Linked DNA regions of Homo sapiens: region 1 is linked to region 2. A link is a loop called in an ENCODE intact Hi-C map of the cell type or tissue named here. Cell type or tissue: dorsolateral prefrontal cortex. All regions are shown on one strand. Each heading gives the region's core, and the rest is flanking DNA. Links, peaks and the distances in the headings are about the cores only.

Region 1 (4,401 bases), core at 302-4,301, 54 kb after region 2:
CTATAATGTTTGAAAAAGTTAAGAGATAGGATATTTATTCAAGACAGCTTATTCTAGATTCCATTTGATATCATGGTTATTAGGGCTGGTCTGAATATGACTTATAAATATATATCAGCAATTTAGGATATTTATAATTATTTTTCCCTATGGTTAAATTTTCCCTATGTTAAATCACTGCCTGTTCTACAAAAGAGTAGTCTGAAAATCTTCTGGCATACATTTGATCTCTTTGGTTTTTCAGTTAGATTATTATTAGCTGAAACTTTCATAGCATTTACTTGACTAAATCATATGGCTTAGCTTGCAGATGCCATGAAATCAATGACTTTATTGAGATGAGAATTTGTAGTCACATCAACAGTATTTATTGAACAGCTAGGGGCCAAACCTGGAGGGGTATAAAGACACATGAAATAGTCCCTGCTCTCAAAGAATTTATAAAAGACATTGTAATAAAAGTTAGTTCATTTTTGAGAGCCCAGCAAAAAACTCTATGCTAATACTATTTTGCATAGTTTTCCAAACTTTGTACCCATGCAATTTATCCATTATTTATTCATTGAATATGTTGGTCTGCTGTGGAATACGTAATTCTGCTTTGAGTATTTTCTGGAGAATCTTTCTTAGAGCCTGTTTTAAAATCAATAAAGTGAAGGCATTTCTGTACCATCCACTGTGTTCATGTAGGTGCACATATGCATCAGAGTGTACAGATCTGTCATCAATGACTATCACCTCTTGAGCACTGACAATGTGCCATTGTACTGAGTGCTTTATAAGTTGTTTCACTTAATTCTCACAATAGTCCCATTAGGTAAGTATTATTATTTCCCTTTTATAATTGAGGAAATCCAGAAAAGTCAAATGGCTTGCCCATGTCACAGTTAATATGTAAGAGCATCCGTATCTGAAATTAGATCCAGATCCCATTAAGCACTCTCTTTTTCTGCTGTAGCTACTTGTTCAAGAAGTGATTTGCTGTGCTTCTGTAGACCCTCTGAAGTTATAAATTATAAATGAAATCCCAGGTGTACTAAAATCATCAAATTAATTCAACTCATTGATTGAGATCAATGTTAGCACAACATTATTTAGGCGTCATTACTGTAGTATTTTGAGATGAGATATTAAGCAGTTTGTTTATCCCTGGTTACCAGCAGAGAGCAGAAGTTTGTGTCACTCTAAAAAACACCTAACTTTGTCATGGAGGCAAGTGTGTATATGTGTATAATTTATTTTTACCCCAATTAAAGCCAAAACCCCAATTTCAAGAGAGTCCTTTATAATTCAGGCAGGGAAGTGGGAGGGTCTAGGCAGAGGGACTGCCTATAAGCCAGTATCGATTGCCATTGACCAGATACTAAATATGAATTAGAGGTAGACTGTGAACCTATTCAGATTTTTTCTGGTTCGACTATCTGCAGTTTAATGTGAGACAGACACTTCTGATCTTAATCAGCCCTCTTCTGACTGATTTTCTTTATCTATAGGAAAGGTATATTTTGATCCTTATTTCTCTAGCCAAAATAAAGCTGTAATACTAAGCACCTGTAAATAAAAACTCTCTCCCAGATGACAGAAGAAATAGATACCTAAGCCTAGGGAGGAAAGTCAAGGGGAATGTATAATTTCTTGGAGCAAGATATCTTTTAAAGCGTTCATTAAAAAATAGTTACAAGTACTGAAAGAATTAGCAAGTTCTCTATCAGCTTAATAAATGTTTCCCAAATAGAATTCTATTATACAAGATATGTCTCTGTACATCTACCATACAATATGGTACAGATAGGCAGTGATCAATTAAGAAATGCACATTGGCAAGGGCATCCTCAATCGTTGTTTAGTGCATGGTATTCAAACATTGCTTTCCCTTCCCACTTGGATCTGGTTAACATGATATTGAGTGCATAGCCTTTCATAAAGCAAAGTGATGAAGCTAGGATAATTTTAGAGATCCTTGCCATCAAATAGAACTGGAATAAAGAAATACATTGCAGATATCATTCTTTTGGGAGTTGGTGTATTTCTAGTGATATAACAACAGAAAAGAAGAGATGATATTGATGGAGTACCAAGAACTCTAATTTTACTTTTCTAAACAGAAAAGGAAGACATTTAAAATTCCTCATGGTCCAGCCTGTTTGTAAATTGACCAGTTGGGCCTGCCAAAGCTGAGCAAAAGCTTGAAAAATTTTTTTTAATGGCATTTTAATACACTTACGTTGAGTTCTTATGTAAACAATGACTTTTGTGAATTAGAACCAGAGTATTAATTAGGTCAGAGTCCCAGTTTGATTAGAATATTAATTAGGTCTGTGTGTTAATGTAAACCATTGTCTTTGTTGTATTATTAGTCATAGAGGCTAGATCTGGAAAGGACCCAAGAGATCATCTAGCCCAGTGATTTTCAATGCTGTGAAGAGTAGGAGTCACCACGTCCTCATGTAGGTAGGGAGTGGGGAGCGCAAGAAGATAGAAATAGCCAAGAGAACACAACCTCAAACAAATTCCCCAGAGGTCTCATGTTTCCTACCCCCTCCCCTCCTTTGAGACTCACTAGACTGACTGAGCTGCTGTTCCCTCTGGAATGCATCCTTCAGGTGTGCTAGCTGGAAAATAAAATTGGAAACATTTAATCTACCTTTTAATGTATTTATTTGTTTTTCGAGACAGGGTCTCGCTCTGTTGTCCAGGCTGGAGTGCAGTGGCACAATCAAGACTCACTGCAGTGGCACTGCAGCCTTGAACTCCTGGGCTCAAGCAATCCTCCCAACTCAACCTCCCAAGTAGCTGGGACTCCCGGTTCATACCATCCTGCCTGACTAATTTTTAAAAATTTTTTGTAGACATGGGATCTCACTGTGTTGCCCAGGCTGGTCTCAAACTCCTGGACTCAAGTGATCCCCCCACCTCAGCCTCCCAAAGTGCTAGAATTACAGGCATGAGCCACTGCTCTGTCCTCATCCACCCTTTAACAAAAGAGGCAATAGCCCCAGAGAAAGGAGGTGAATGCCCAGGTGCTCACACCCTGTTAGGGTGTGAGCTTTCCCTTGTCAGGGTTAAAGCCGGGACTAGAGGCAGGCACCCTGACTTCCTGTCCACAGGTAGAGTTTAGAGAGGAAAAACAACCCTATATTTCTACTTCTTGTTTTCCAAATTTTAATTGTTTTTAAAACCCACAAATTTCTCTTAGGAGTAGATTCAAGCTGCCAAGTTCCAATAGGCTGTTCTTGAATGTGACATTTCACTTTTCATTGTGTTGTGTTACATCTTAGTTTTAGCAACTTTTCTTTTTGGAGTTTGATAGGAAAATCTGTAAATGTAATTGTTCTTTGATTCTAACAAACATCTCTCAGCCTACCCAATTTATATTTAGTTTTCAGTTATGGAGGGGAAACTACAGTCTTCAAGAATATCAATTCTAGTTATAGATTATGAACAAAAATACATTTTTGTTTAATTTGATATTCACTTGGATATCGAGCTACATAGCATCTATACTACTGGTTCTGAATGCAACCCACAGTATTTTTTAGTCTGGCAAGTTTTACAAATCGTATTTAAAGTTTTGGGACATATCCTCAGTCAAAAGGATCAAATTTCTATCAACATAATTAGGAAGTTTCTGAAGTAAATTTATTTAGAGATAGTAAAGGGGAAAAATGGTAACTAAGGAAAGAGGCCTACAGTAAGTAGATGTAGAAATTCAAACTTACTTAAATGCAAATTATTTGTATTTCTCATCTTGCTTACTCTTCTGAAAAGGAACTCAAGCATAAATATTTAAACGTTTCACAAATTTTTATTTTACAAATCATATTTACCAGATCATAGTTGAAAAAGTTCAAATTTTAGATGTTTTTTAAAAAGGTACAGTGTGATTTGTCTTTTTTTTGTAATGTTGAATTATGTTAGACTTCTAATGTTTGTCTTGATATTACACTGGAATTAGACAGCATTTTTACCATTTATACATTCATTTCAATAAGAGCTTTGAAAATGCTTTGGCATTGTTTGTTTGTGATAAGTAGAATTAGGAAGATATCAGCAATATAGATTCCTAACAGTAATTGTGTATACTGTGTTTTAGTGATTTTTATGTCCATTTATTTTCTGTAATTCTTTTATAAATCCCTTAGTGTACTTCCACTAGAAATTAATTTATAATTGTTTATTTATATTGGATGAAGTAGGAGGTCCATGTTTAGTATTAACCCACTCAGATTAACTTTATCTAACTGAACTTTTATATCTATAACCCATTAGATTGTTACAACTTTTTAAACAGCATTTATAATGAAATAACTTTTGTTTTATAAAGCATTTGTTACAAAAAAAAAAAAACACCTTGCCAAAAATCATTACGATTTCTATGCATTGTGTAATATTCAGTGATGT
Region 2 (4,401 bases), core at 96-4,095:
CTGGCCGACTTTCATGATCATTAACTGTATTTTGAAGTGTTGCATCTTGATGAATAGCTGCTTTTTGTCTTTTCGGACATGGCTCTCGTTGGAGAATATGTTCACATTCCTTCTATATGTGGTACTGTTCTTTTTGAAATTCTTGTATGATTCCATATACAACAACATGAGCATTGCCTATTAAATTTCCCCGTTTTCTGTGCCATGCTTCTGTATTGTGAGTAGGTGGAAATTCATTCTACATGTACTCATACAGAGACCACAAATTTGGCAGAAGCAATACTGGTGATGAAACAGCAACACCATTGCATTAAGTGTCTTCTTATCCTATTGTGCACATAATTATTTTTGAACTAGTCAGTACATTGCTGGCTTCTTCAGGCAATATGGCTTTAATTCATTAAAAGCTTCTGGAATGTCATCTTGCTGAAAGGAATGCCAGTGCAGGCAAATGACGCTTTTAACTGAAGTTTGTATCATTGCCATATCATTGTAGCCAATCAGCTCATCTGAATTTCCTGCCAAATGCATTAGGCTGAATGGGAAACACAAACTTTATTGGTAACACTTTGAAATTCCTTTTAGAATTCTTTTTTTTTTTTTTTGAGACAAGTTTTGCTCTTGTCACCCAGGCTGGTGTGCAATGGCATGATCTTAGCTCACTGCAACCTCCGCCTCCCGGGTTCAAATGATTTTCCCGCCTCAGCCTCCCGAGTAGCTGGGATCACAGGTGTGCGCCTCCATGCCTGACTAATTTTTTTTGTATTTTTAGTAGAAACAGGATTTCACCACATTGGCCAGGCTGGTCTCAAATTCGTGACCTCAAGTGATCCACCCACTTCGGCTCCTCAAAGTGCTGGGATTACAGGTGTGAGCCACTGCACCTGGCCCAAATAAGCATTTATTAAGTGTTTTACTTTTTCTTGTCATTAATACATAATTGAGTGGATAAGTTCTAGAATTTTCAGATCTAACAGGGACATGAATTGTATATAGTTGATAAACAGTGGGAATGATTTTGAAAGTGCAGTTTATTAGCTAACGTGAAGCATGTGCTAGTTCTTCTGTGTTAGATTTAGTGGTAAATATAAGAAATCTGTCTTTGACAGTCAAATAACTAATCAAGAATAGTTCACCATTTAATGTTGTTTGTTTGTTTTTTAACATTGAAGAACCTCAGTATCAACAAGTATCTTTGGTTCAGAAGGTCACTGAGCTTGTTGAATTCTTTTTATTTTCTGCTGGAGGGCGTTTTTTGAATGGAAGCATGGTGCTATACGTGAAGGGGCAGAAGTCTTACATGATTGAATAATTTGGCCGGGGAGATTTCTTGCACTTTTGGCCTGTGTTTTCTGTGATCTTTGAAACACTTGCTGCACTTGTATTTGGAGGGTGGTTGTGGTCTACAGATTTTGTAAGTATATGCTATCCATCTGAAAGTCTGCTTGTTGCTTGGCTGCTGCAGTTAAGCAATTTTCTGCTTGTGCAGCACCAATAATAATTAGCTTTTAAACTTTTATCTTTCACCATTTAGTAACCTTGTATATTTAACTTATCACAGCCCTTTTGCAAGGGAACATTTCGTAGTCTCTTCTGTTGTGTTGTAAGGAATACAGTAAGAAGGAATGATACTTGGCTTTGCCAGTACCAAATCTGTATTAGTCAAGATTCTCCAGAGAGACAGAACTAATAGAATATGCATATATACATGAGAGGGCATTTATTAGGGGAATTGGCTCATGCGATTATGTGGCTGAGAAGTCTTACAACAGGCTGTCTGCTAGCTGGAAACCCTGGGATGCTGGTATAGTGGTTCAGTCCAAATCCAAAGGCCTCAGAACCAGGGAAGCTAATGATGTGACTCTCAGCCTGAGGCTGAAAGGCCGGGACCTGGGAACTGCTGGCGTAAGTCCCAGAGTCCAAAGGCTGGAGGCCTCCAGTTCTGATGTCCAAGGCAGCGAAAAAGAAGCCTATGCTAGCTCTCAGAGAGAGAACAATTCACCTTCTGTATTTGTTCTGTCTGGGGCCCCAGCTGATTAGATGGTGCCCGCCAATATTCAGGCGAGATCTTCACATAATCCACTCAGACTCACACACTAATCTCTCCTGGAAACAGCCTTACAGACACACCCCCAAATAATGCTTTACTAGGTTTCTAAGTCTTCCTTAATCCAGTCAAATTGACACCTGAATTTAAGTCCACAAGTTCACCCCATGTCAGTTTATCACTCATATGCATTTCCTTAAACCATACTTAATTTCCAAATAAAGACAATAACAAGGTAATAGTTCCACCTAACATGATGTAGCTATCCTATGATTGTGATTTTGGGGATGTTAGACTTTAGGGATTTTGATCTTTCGGGATTTCAACATTTGGAACTATGGCGTTCAGAATTTTGTCTTTCAGGATTATGATGCGAACCCCTTCCATTTACGTGTCCTTGGCCATGACTGTGTCATAGGGCCACCCTTGCTCCAGGGGAAGCTGGGAAAAATATTTTAGTGAGCACATTGCTGCCTTAACAAATTTGGACTCTCTGTGAGGAGTAAGAGAGAATGGACACTGGGTAGGCAAAATAGCAGTCTCTGCCACACCAATTAAATATTAATAGCTATGTTAAGTTCAAAACAGACTGGGGTGCAGTAGCTCATGCCTGTAATCCCTGAGCTTTGGGAGGCTGAGACAGGAGAATTGCTTGAGCCCAGTTCAAGACCAGCTTGGGCAACCTAGGGACACCCCTAGGTTAAAAAATAAAAAATAAATAAATAAATAAAAACAAAAAATAAAAATAAAAATAAAAAATAAAAAGAAATAAAATAAAAAAAGTTCAGAACAAACACACAAACCAATCTATGTCTTTTTTTTTTTTTTTTAACATTTCTACTTTAACCAAAGTTACATGAAAGGAACATAAATAAGTCTAAATTTCTAGAGTATGAAGGAAATGTAAGATCACGTAGTCCTGGCATTGTAGGCTTAGAGATAATTAGTGCCTTGTCTGAGACCACAGGAGCAGTTCCAGGCTTGGGATTTCACGTTCCTGACTCCCACGCCAGTCAATGTTCTTTCCGTTTACATGGCTGCTTCATGAACTCTGGGAGCTCATCTGTCACTCTTCTGCGTATACAGGGTGGCTGGGTTTGGGTTACACTATCCGGGAGAAAACTGTCTAATCCCTTGAATGATTACAATAAAAGTGATCTGAGGAAAATTTATGTGTCTGACTTGAGAGAGTCTTATACGTTCACTTTGTAAGTGTTGATGGTGCTGGCAGTATGTAAACATTCATTCATTCTTCATTCATTTATTCGACAACGACTGCATACTAGACAATAGGTTATAATGTCCCAAGAACAGGACCATGCCTTTTGAATTTCCATATCCCCAAGTAGGTCCTCACTGATGAGTGAATAATTAAGTCATAGTTTCTGCCTTCAGGAAATTATTAGGTCTGAGAGACAGACAAGCAAATCAATGATAACAGTACAGCAAAGGCAAATCCCTTGAGATGATACAGGCATGGGTGAAGGGAAGCTAAATAAATCTCTGAGGCAGAAAGGGGGTCTGGAAAGATGCCAATAGGAAGTAGCCGCAGGTTCAGTTTTGAAGAGGCTGGCCAGGTGAGGAAAGAGAAGGGCAGCATATCAAGCCAAAGAATCAGATTCTCACCAGTAGGGGGTTTAGAGAAGAGGGGACCACAAGAAGTGTGGGAAGAGGCCATGGTCGTAGGAAATGAGGCTTGAGAGGTGGCCGTGGCCACATCAACAGAGACCTTAATAGTATGTTAAAGGATTTGAACTTACCTAACCTCCCTGACAGGGCGCCATGGAGTCAGGGCAGGGAATGGCTCAGGTGTCTGTCCACTTTGGTGTAACCACCTGACATTGTGGTTAGACCATGGTGCCTGACTGCAGAGCACCAGCGGGGCACCTCTTGTCACCCACAGCTGCAGATAGCCAGGGCCGACAAAATCACACATAAAGATTCCTGTGCCTCCCTGACCAGTGCTCCCAGGACCCCCCTCTTGGCAGAGCCTTACTAACCTTTCCAGCCCCTTGCAGACTCCACATGTCCCCTTTCACTTTCCTACCCATCATGTTGTCCTCACTCCTCAGGGACTCCTAACAAGGGCTTCTTTTTGTCTCCTGCCTAATAAGGAATGATTTGCTTCTATTTGATAGTTGGTTATGCTTGGCTTTATGAGACCCTCAGATGGTAGAAAACACCAGACATACTTTGTAACCTCTAATGGTGGGATGAAAGGCAATATTTCAGGAATTGCAGACAGCCAGGAGACAGGAAGCCTGGTCCTAAGAGTGGTTAGAGCAGGGCCTCCCGCTTCCCCATCCTTGCTTCTTTGGTCTACAGCCTTCCCCTCCAGCAGGTCTCCTCCCAGT

Evidence for each region. Peaks named below come from ENCODE experiments on the same cell type or tissue, not always from the same donor. Only the 100,000 strongest peaks of a DNase experiment are listed, where the experiment ranks them.
Region 1: a loop joins it to region 2, with 2.1 times the contacts of the local background. A loop is called at or near these places in 1 of 110 quality-filtered maps.

What each region holds. Positions count from the first base shown.
Region 1 is chr9:112,622,490-112,626,890 of GRCh38, forward strand. The region is part of intron 2 of KIAA1958; the gene reads left to right. Among named protein-coding and RNA genes, the nearest start is that of INIP, 93 kb to the right of the region's middle. In dorsolateral prefrontal cortex, for the core only: no CTCF peak of the experiment used is centred there; no DNase peak of the experiment used is centred there.
Region 2 is chr9:112,569,034-112,573,434 of GRCh38, forward strand. All of the region lies in intron 1 of KIAA1958, which reads left to right. Among named protein-coding and RNA genes, the nearest start is that of HSDL2-AS1, 84 kb to the left of the region's middle. In dorsolateral prefrontal cortex, for the core only: CTCF peaks have their summits at 1,966 and 2,166; a DNase peak (open chromatin) is centred at 1,918; H3K27ac peaks cover 1,204 bases.